Regions from separate parts of the Mus musculus genome. Here region 2 is linked to region 1. Evidence: chromatin loops called from intact Hi-C (ENCODE). Cell type or tissue: gastrocnemius. All regions are shown on one strand. Each heading gives the region's core, and the rest is flanking DNA. Links, peaks and the distances in the headings are about the cores only. Region 1 overlaps Xpnpep2 (X-prolyl aminopeptidase (aminopeptidase P) 2, membrane-bound). Region 2 holds the start of Utp14a (UTP14A small subunit processome component).

Region 1 (4,391 bases), core at 287-4,286:
GAACCCTGCACTGGGCAAACAGGGTGGAGCTGAGGACAGGGGCTAAGGAGAAACCGAAGAACTCCCTTTACTTGGGGGCTAGCCTTCCAGGCTCTCTGCTCTGGGGAAATCATCTGTACACATCTGCCAATCCTGGGAAGCACTTGGCTCTGACAGCAGCTGCAGCTGCTGTCTTAGTACACTTCTGTTTATCCTGCATATGGCTAAGCAGGACCTTGGTCCTTGGAAAGAGGAGCTAAGAGTTTCAGAGGCTACTTGGTTTGGCCATCTCTCCTCGAATAAGAACAAACCCACAGAGGCAAGAGGCTTGCACGAGGTACACAGCAAAGCAAAGAGGTTCTGGGCCTGAACTCTCTTTCTCTGTAAGTTCTTGATACATCCAAGAGGGCCCCAAGGAGCTAGTGCATAGGAAGAGAGGGGACTTTAAAAATAGGACTGGACAACAATATTTTAGGGGACTAAGGTATATCAGCTCTACCACTCTCGAGCTTCCATGGGCAAGGGTTGGGGAGGGGTCAGGGAGGGCGAACTCTTAGACATGCCAGGTCTTTCTCTGGAGGGCCTCTGACTCCTCTTTTGTCAAGTCCAGGCCAACTTGATGCATTTGGTTAATTTGGTCCTCCAAATTTTATCAGGCAGGCCTACCATGGTTTGTTTTCTGTGAGACCAAGTATTTGACTATCTTATATTTTGCACTCACTATAGTTGACAGAAGCTGAATAGACAGGCCTTTTCTCTGTGGGGTTTTGTGTGATTGTACTCATGCCTGAAATCACAAATTGCTAGCCTGACTGAGTTATGAAGCAAACCCCATCTCAAGCTAGCTGTGGTGGTGCACACATTTAATCCCAGCACTTAAGAAACCTTAGTCAGGAAGATTAGGAAACCCAATCTTGACTATGTAATGAGTTTGAGACTAGCCTGGGCTACATGAAACATTGTCTCAAAAACAAAAACAAAAACAAACACCACCACCACTACCAACAACAAAACCCTCCAAAAAACCACCAACCAAAAAAAAAAAAAAAACAAAAAAACGAAAAACAAAACAAAAACAAAAACCCAAGTCAATAAAACTATTTCTGAAAAAAAAAACAACCATAAAAATTTCACAGAAAGAGTTTCTAACAGAAACTGTGCTTTCCTTGAACCCTAAAGACCCCAGAAGCACTCAAGCACTCCCCAAATCCCTGCTTTTTGGGAACAAAAGCCATTCTCAGACCTATTAATTTCAAGGAGATTTCGAATGGCAAAGGAGTCCCTCCCTTGACTACCCACAGTCCTGAAGGCCCCAAACCTTAAATGTTGACTCAAAGCTCAGAACATTCCCTTCCCAACCCAGGTCCCCTCTACTCACAACCATGACCCCTGGTCACAAGCACTGTAGAAACTTCTTTGTTCTGAAGTACCTGTAATGGGCCAGGGCGGCATTCAGGCCACTAGCAGAGATGGTTTCAAAACTGGGTCCAGAGGAGAAGTTTTCATTCCTAGGCAAGGCAAGGTAAGGAATGGGCAGAGAATGGCGCACGGACTAGGCTGTGACTAGGATATGTCGCACAGCAAATGCCCAGCTGCCTTCACCCCAACCTGACTCCATTTACCTCTCCCTGCCCCACCTCTGCCAGCTTTGTCCTGTCACATATACAGAGAACACTCATGCACAGAGAAGGATAGATTATGGACACCAATTCTTGACCTTTGCCTCTACTTTCCTTACGGGAGAGAAGAAAGGCAATTCCCTGTATCTGAGAAACATCCCACCCATGTGCTATGTCTTGCACCTCAAACATAGATGCTATGCAAGCTGCCTCAAGAAGCCTTCTTTCTACTGGAAGCTCCTAAGAGTCCCAGGGGCCCCCTGGCCTAAGCAGGCCTTTCCCAGGGAGAAGGAGCTGTGTCTGAGGCGTTCGCTAGGGGGTGCTGTTGGGTTGTCCCCACTTTCAGCAGGGCTGGAGAATATCCTCCAACACCCCAAGCACCGCTCCCAGACCACCCACGAACCTGTCAATCTCACTTCCAAATACAAGCATGATCTTTATTCTTCCTAAGGGGACTAATTACTCCTCACTTCCCCACCCCCGCACCAAAAGATAATAAGTCCAGTACCGTCGTAACTCATCAATGTATTCTGCCCCAGAAAACTCATCCACCGTGCCTTTGGGCACGTTCTTCTCCAACCAGACCAAGTACTGGATCACAGCCACAGCGTCCCGCACCTGAAGCCGGAAGAGTGACTAAGGCTGGCCGAAATGGCAGCCTCCTCGCTTAGGGAAGACGATCAGATAGCTGCCCTGCAACTGAGTGCTTTAAAAACATGACAATTTTACTGGCTACTGGATAGCAAAAGGATTCTCATTAATGTTTATATCTAATCAGAGTGTGCTCATGTTTTTAAAAGCCTTCTTATCTTTAGAAATACTCACTGAAGCAGTGACAGTTGAAATGATAGAATATGTGGGATACGCTTTAAAATAATCCAGCAGCAAGGGGTGGGACAGGAGGGTCATGCTCGGGGGTGTGGGTGGGGTGTGGGTGGTGTTACAGATGAAACAGCTTTGGGCAAGACTTGATTATTGAAGCTGGGTAATGGTGACAGGGAATCTTAGGATATTTTCTGTTCTGTAGTGTATGTTATTATTATTTTTTTAAGAAAAAAATATTTTATCCTAATGTCTAAAAAGTGAGTCATCCTCTTGCCAGGCAGGAAATTGTTACATCTAACACTTATTTAATACAGGCAGTGTTCAAAGCAATGCAATCACCACATGTGATATCTACATATCTATATAAATATAGAGATATTTGTTGTTTCTTGCTTTTTTTTTTTAGAGTCTTCCTTAAGCATTTTCTGTCTAGGAGGCTAACCCATGAAGCAGACCTCCCAAAGGGCCATATGGACTTACGTGGCTGCTCTTCAAAAGGGCCTGCTCCTTGCTGTTCTTCACAGCCTTGATTAACATCACTGGGGAGTAGGTGTCTGTCACGAGTTTCTCCTGTTGAGAACAGGGACCGAAAGATGCACTAGATGCACTGTCCAAGATAAGCAGTGCTTACAAAGGACATAGAGCAAGTCCCACTGGGGCGAGACTGTAAGACTTGCTGATCTCTTTGACCAGGCCCTCTCCTTTGGCTATTTTCTGGATAGGCAGGACTTTCCTACTTTTCTGCCTATGGGTTTCCTTGGTGAGCACTGTCCTGGTACCAGCAGTCAGGCCTGGCATGCTAGAGTCCACAGGTTGTTCTAGCAGTCAAAGTTTCTTATACATATCAGAGAGGTTACCAGCCCCCAGGCATATACTTTGTCAGCCAACAGACTTCACAAGTGCTATATCCTTGAAGTCTGCAACACTCCTGTAAGTGTTCAACTTCATTACCATTTTAAAGAAACAGAGATCTAGACTGACTGAGCTACTTGTCCAAGGTCACTGCACGACCCTTTAGAAAAAGAGCTCAGATCAGAATCGGGTTCAGATGGTTCTAAAGCTTCTTCTAGACCAGGCTATATTTTGTCTAGTTTCCTCAAAAAAGTTGCCCACAGGCCCCGTGGACAGACACCCCTGCTGCCTCCTCCTCCTCCTCTTCCTCCTTCTCCTCTTCTTCCTCCTTCTCCTCAGTCTCCCATCAATGAGGTCTACACGGGTACACAGTGTACATTAGCTGCCTGACAAGTTGGCCCAATAGAGGAGGGGTCCCATTTTGTCAGTTGTTATGCCTGGAGCAGAAGGAGGCCAGTGACTGGCAAACCTACCTTGGGTATCACTTCATAGACCCCATAGGTGGTATAGCTGACCCCAATTAAGATTTTCACATCGCCTGAGGCATAGGCCTTCACACTGTCACGAACTTGACTGTAGTCCTCAAGTTGCACACACATGGGTAATGTGCAGTTTGTATTCAGGTACTGCAAGGTCTCAAGGCTAAAGCGACTCTTGTTGACAAACAACCTATATGGAGAGGGAAGACCAGGAGGGTCCTGAGTGCTTGCCTACTAAGGAGAACACATGGAATTGGAGGTATATACCAGTCTTTTGATTCCAAAGGGTCACAGGAAGCCAACATAGAGAACCAGGGGATTAGACTTGGGTTCACTGGGACCAGAAGTCAAGGGGTCATCTAGTGGTGGGCACCCAAATTTATGAGTACTCTGAAGGCTGTGACATCAGTGGTATAGGATAGGGTAGGAGAGGAAACTCACAACAGTAAGCTAAGGAGAAGCTGTACCTGATGGAGGAGTTCGTGAGCAGTGCATAGGAGTAGAAGAAGGGGTTATAGGGGATGTCACTGCTACGAAGGTTGAAGAGCCCTGGAAAAGAATTGATGGGATTGTTGGAGGCCGTTCTGAATGGGGGCCATCATTTATAACACCTATGTTCCACTGTTTAGTTTGGCTT
Region 2 (4,391 bases), core at 208-4,207, 130 kb before region 1:
GTGTTTTGTTCACCCTAATTTTGAATCCGTTCAACAGCTGTCACCTACCTCATCTTCACTGGCACTCAAGGGGTAGTTGCTTGTCAAATCCATTAGATCATCCTGCTGGCTCAAAGCCAGAAGGCTGTTTTAAAAAGGCAACACAGAAACATTAGCACATGAAATAACTCTTCTTTTAAACCAGCAGTTCTCAACCTGTGGGTCAAAACCCACAGGGGTGTGTGTGTGTGTGGGGGGGGCAAAAGGTCCATTCCCATGGGTCATGTGTCAGATATCCCGCATTTCAGACATTATTCATGTTACAATTCATAACAGTAGCAAAAGTGCAGTTATGAAGAAGCAAGGAAAGTAATTTTATGGTTTATGTTTTGGGAGGTGGTCATGAACCCCAGAACATGAGGAACTGTAGTAAAGGGTTGAGCAGCACTAGGAAGGTGGAGAACTATTGATCTAAACAAATATCTGTTTGCTCAGTTCTGAGTATTCTTATCTGAGAAGAGGTGCAAAAAAACAAAACAGAAGGTAATTAGTTAAAGTGTTTTTAGAAGGGGGTCAGGCATCACTTCCAAGATGACAATATCGGCATGGGAAAGACAACACTGGTTAGTGGCTGACCCTGCACTTCTGTTACTTACTATGCTTCAATTTCCCACTGACGCTACTGCTGTCTTTTGAGGCAAAGGCAGTTTCCTATTAACTATTTAAACGTGTATTTTATTTTATTTTTTGAGACAAGAGTTGTTCGGTGTAACCTTAGCTGTCCTGGAACTCGCTTTGTAGACCAGCCTGACCTCACACTTGGAGATTGGCTTGCTTTTACCTCCCAAGTGCTGAGATTAAAGGCGTGTGCCGCCACCAACTGGGAAACCTTTTAAACATTCGAAAACATTCTATTAATGCTTCTATGGATCTCCCACCGGTCAGGTGCCTTGATTAAGTGCAACTTATTAAAAATGTAATCTTGATAATTTGTTCGCATAACTGAGGACGTAGGGTAATGGTTGAAACCAACTGTATAAATGGGTGTTTAAGGTGATTAGAATTTAGGAAAAACCTACTATTACTTAACAGTGGATCTCGGTATTTACTAAGCAAACATTACCAAAGCGACTACATTTAGATTTTTCTAACGTTGAGGGGTAACATGAAATACCTGTTAGGTCTGGCACAACTTGGCACTCTCACAGACGGCGCATGTTGCGCGTGGCAGAGGCAGAAAATGCGCACGTGACAAATAAAGGGAAATCAATAGTAACTTTGCCAAGAGTCGGACGACCATCAGACCTAACAGCGATGCAACTTAAGAGCCGAGAAACTGAGGAGCAAAGCCAATTTAAATTAAGGGACTTTAGGATTCCTAGCCGATACATTAACTACTGGCAGGGTTTGGGGAGGCGAATCTCTAACAAACAGCAGTTCGGCTTCCACTTCCCTAAATACAGGAAATTCAGCCCTCAAAAATACCCGGGAATCTCCTTTCCCTTTTACGTCTTACCCCTTCGTAGCTTTGATAGAGTTCATCGCTGTCGCCGGTAACTCACATGGGTCAGGAACGGAAACCAAAGAGAGAGCAAGCTCCTTGCCTGCCGCAAAGCAAATTTTGCTTCCGCTAATCACGCGCGACAACGCGCGTCATTTCCGCCCAGGGGGAGGCTTGCAAAGTATTGTAGGCGCTCCAGGATTGGTCGATGGAAAAGCCGGCTGCCTGCCAGTTGGTCCGCACTGCCGGTGGGTGGGACTTGCCGGTCCCCATTCTTCTGAGAGGTTTTTATTTAGGTTGGCGGTATTGGTTCCCTGGCATTCGGTTTTCTTGCGGTCCGAGATTAGTGTGGTGAGGGCGAGGGTGCTGCGCTGTCAGGGACGGAGCTAAAACCAAAACCAATCAAACCAAAACAAAGCCTCCAGGGCCAGGCCCCGTTGGACTCTGTCGCACAGCTCTGGACTGGCCAGCCCCAGACTGTGTTGGACTCCTGCCAGATCAAGGGGACGGGAACGTAGCAAGTTTCTATCCATCTGAAGAGAAATTCTTTTTGAGCCGGTGTACCTGTGATTACAGCTCATTGTCCCCTTTTCCTATACAAGAAAATGTCACTCGAGAATGTGTTATGAGGCAGAAAGATCTCTTCTTGCTCCATCCGGTGCAACATAGTAGGACCCATACACACATGCACGCACACACAATCTTATTTTATCCGGTCCATAGCTCACTAGTAAACTGCTTGCAGCACAGGCATGAGGCTGCAGTTTCTCAACTCTTGCTTTTTTTTTTTTTTTTTTTTTTTTCTTGTTTGAGACAGGCTAGCCTTAAATTGGTGATCCTCTTGCTTTAGCACCCGACCTGCTGAGATTACATGCTTTTGTGGTACCACGTCTGGCATAATTTGTAAATAATAAACCTATCTATGTGTGTGAGTGCATTTGCGTGTGCGTGCGCGTGTGTGTGTGCGCGCGCGTGTGTACGCATGCCATTGCACACGCGGAAATCAGGACAACCTGTAGGAATTCCTTTCACCATCTGGCTGCAGGGGATTAAATTTAGGTTGTCAGGGTTGGGGGGAGGGTGTCAAATGCTTTTGACCAGCCTGAGACTTCTTGCATAAAAACATTATTGCCATTTCTTTTAGGTCATTTCCATTTTGTTTTCTCCAACGGTTGCACTGAAATTTCTTATGGTAATCGGCAATGCTCTAAAATTCTTAAATAAAATAATACTTTCTAGTCTTTGTGGTCCCAGAATTGAATATGGGATTTGATAGTTGTTTTTGTTTTTCATTATTCATTCAGTAAAATTTTTTTAATCATTGACTATGTGCCAGGTTTTTAGGAGTTATTGATACATTGTTGAACAAAGCAGATATTTTCTATGGTTTCATAGACACAATTTTCCAGTGGGCTTAAGGACAATTTTTTAAAAATTATTTATTTTTACTTTACATCCTGCTCACTGCTCCCCTCCCAGTCAATTTTAAATGTTGCTAAAACTCTAGCCCAGAGTTCCCTGACTGCTCTCTCCTGGTATCCTCTATGATGGTAGCTCTATGACCATCTTCTTCCATTTTCTTTCTTTCTTTTTTGTTTTTTTTGTTTTGTTTTTTGTTTTTTTGTTTTTCAAGACAGGGTTTCTCTGTGTAGCCCTGGCTGTCCTGGCACTCACTTTGTAGACCAGGCTGGCCTCGAACTCAGAAATCCGCCTGCCTCTGCCTCCCGAGTACTGGGATTAAATGTGTGCGCCACCACACCCGGCTCTTCTTCCATTTTCTTTGTTGTGTGCTTCTAATAAACTTATGCCCTAAGTGATGCTATTCCCTAGAAGCTTACTCTTGGCCCTCTATGTTTGTTCCCTATGTTCTCCCTGGGGCAAATTGCTTTTAAAACTGATATATGAACTTGAAAATCTACACTTCTAGCTTATATGTCTTTCTTAAACTATAGATTACTATCTCTGGGTGCCTTCTTTGTTCCCACAAGTACAACAGAGATGACCTTTTCCACCAGAGTTCTCTTGTATTCTTTGTTTCTGTAATTGATCAATAAATCATCCAATCAAGTTAGATATATGAGAGTCATCTTAGACTCACCATTCCTCAGCTATTCCCCACCTCTTTTACATCCTGACTCTATCAAATACCTCCCCACCTTTCTGTCATGATTGCCTTTCTATTAACTTAGATTCTTGCCCTTTCAGATCTGTGGTATTGCAGAAATCTTATAGAAAAGGAACATTGTAGCATTTTGAATATGAGTTTTGAAGCCAGATTATATGTGTTTGAAACATAGTTCTTCTTATTATTATTAACTTGATAATTACCTTTTAACATATTCAAAAAGTTGTTTTGTGTTTCTTAGGGGTACACATGGCATGCTGTGTATAGAAGTCAGAAGACAGTTTGTGGGAGTCAGCTCCCATATAGGTTTCAGGGACTAAACTCAGGTCAGTCTTGGAGGCAAGCACCTTTACCTCATTATTTTCCTCTAAGATTGGTAATTCTTAAGTCATTTATTCCCTCTGTGTCTTTGGGTTTTTTTTTAAATCTTTAAAATTGGATAATAAAGCCAGGTATGCATCAGTGGAAAATGACTGTATTAGTAGAAGAAAGAAGAGACCAGGAGTTGAACCTCATCCTCGCCTACACAGTGAGTTTTGTGGTCAGCCTGAGTTACAGGAGACCATTTCTCAAAAAAGAGGGATAATACTACATTGAGCAGTTGTGAGAACTAAATAAATTAATATGTAGAAGAAACAGTAAAATAATTGGAAACCTCTCAGAGTAGCCAGTCATACATCAAAGGCTCAATAATTGTTAACTGTAATAATGACAGTTGTTTCAACCAGTTTTTCAGTAGTTAGTCTCTCCATCCAATTATGTAATTAGACCATATCATGCCCCTAC

Evidence for each region. Hi-C counts contacts between places; a loop is a spot of excess contacts. Peaks named below come from ENCODE experiments on the same cell type or tissue, not always from the same donor. Only the 100,000 strongest peaks of a DNase experiment are listed, where the experiment ranks them.
Region 2: it touches region 1 in a loop (2.0-fold over the local background); 1 of 42 quality-filtered maps calls a loop at or near these places.

The regions. Positions count from the first base shown.
Region 1 is chrX:48,122,441-48,126,831 of GRCm38, reverse strand. It overlaps Xpnpep2 (X-prolyl aminopeptidase (aminopeptidase P) 2, membrane-bound), which reads right to left. Exons shown (of 21, transcript NM_133213.2): 9 at 4,222-4,303; 10 at 3,749-3,944; 11 at 2,904-2,993; 12 at 2,107-2,216; 13 at 1,410-1,487. Among named protein-coding and RNA genes, the nearest start is that of Xpnpep2, 16 kb to the right of the region's middle. In gastrocnemius, for the core only: a CTCF peak has its summit at 1,912; a DNase peak (open chromatin) is centred at 1,932; H3K4me3 peaks cover 422 bases; H3K27ac peaks cover 311 bases.
Region 2 is chrX:48,254,073-48,258,463 of GRCm38, reverse strand. Utp14a (UTP14A small subunit processome component) reads right to left here and starts at 1,530. Exons shown (of 15, transcript NM_028276.1): 1 at 1,496-1,530; 2 at 49-124. The coding sequence starts at 1,521. Gm39511 (a long non-coding RNA gene) reads left to right here and starts at 1,672. Exons shown (of 3, transcript XR_882302.1): 1 at 1,672-1,728; 2 at 3,847-3,931; 3 at 4,054-4,128. In gastrocnemius, for the core only: no CTCF peak of the experiment used is centred there; DNase peaks (open chromatin) are centred at 1,222, 1,674 and 2,440; H3K4me3 peaks cover 2,300 bases; H3K27ac peaks cover 1,844 bases.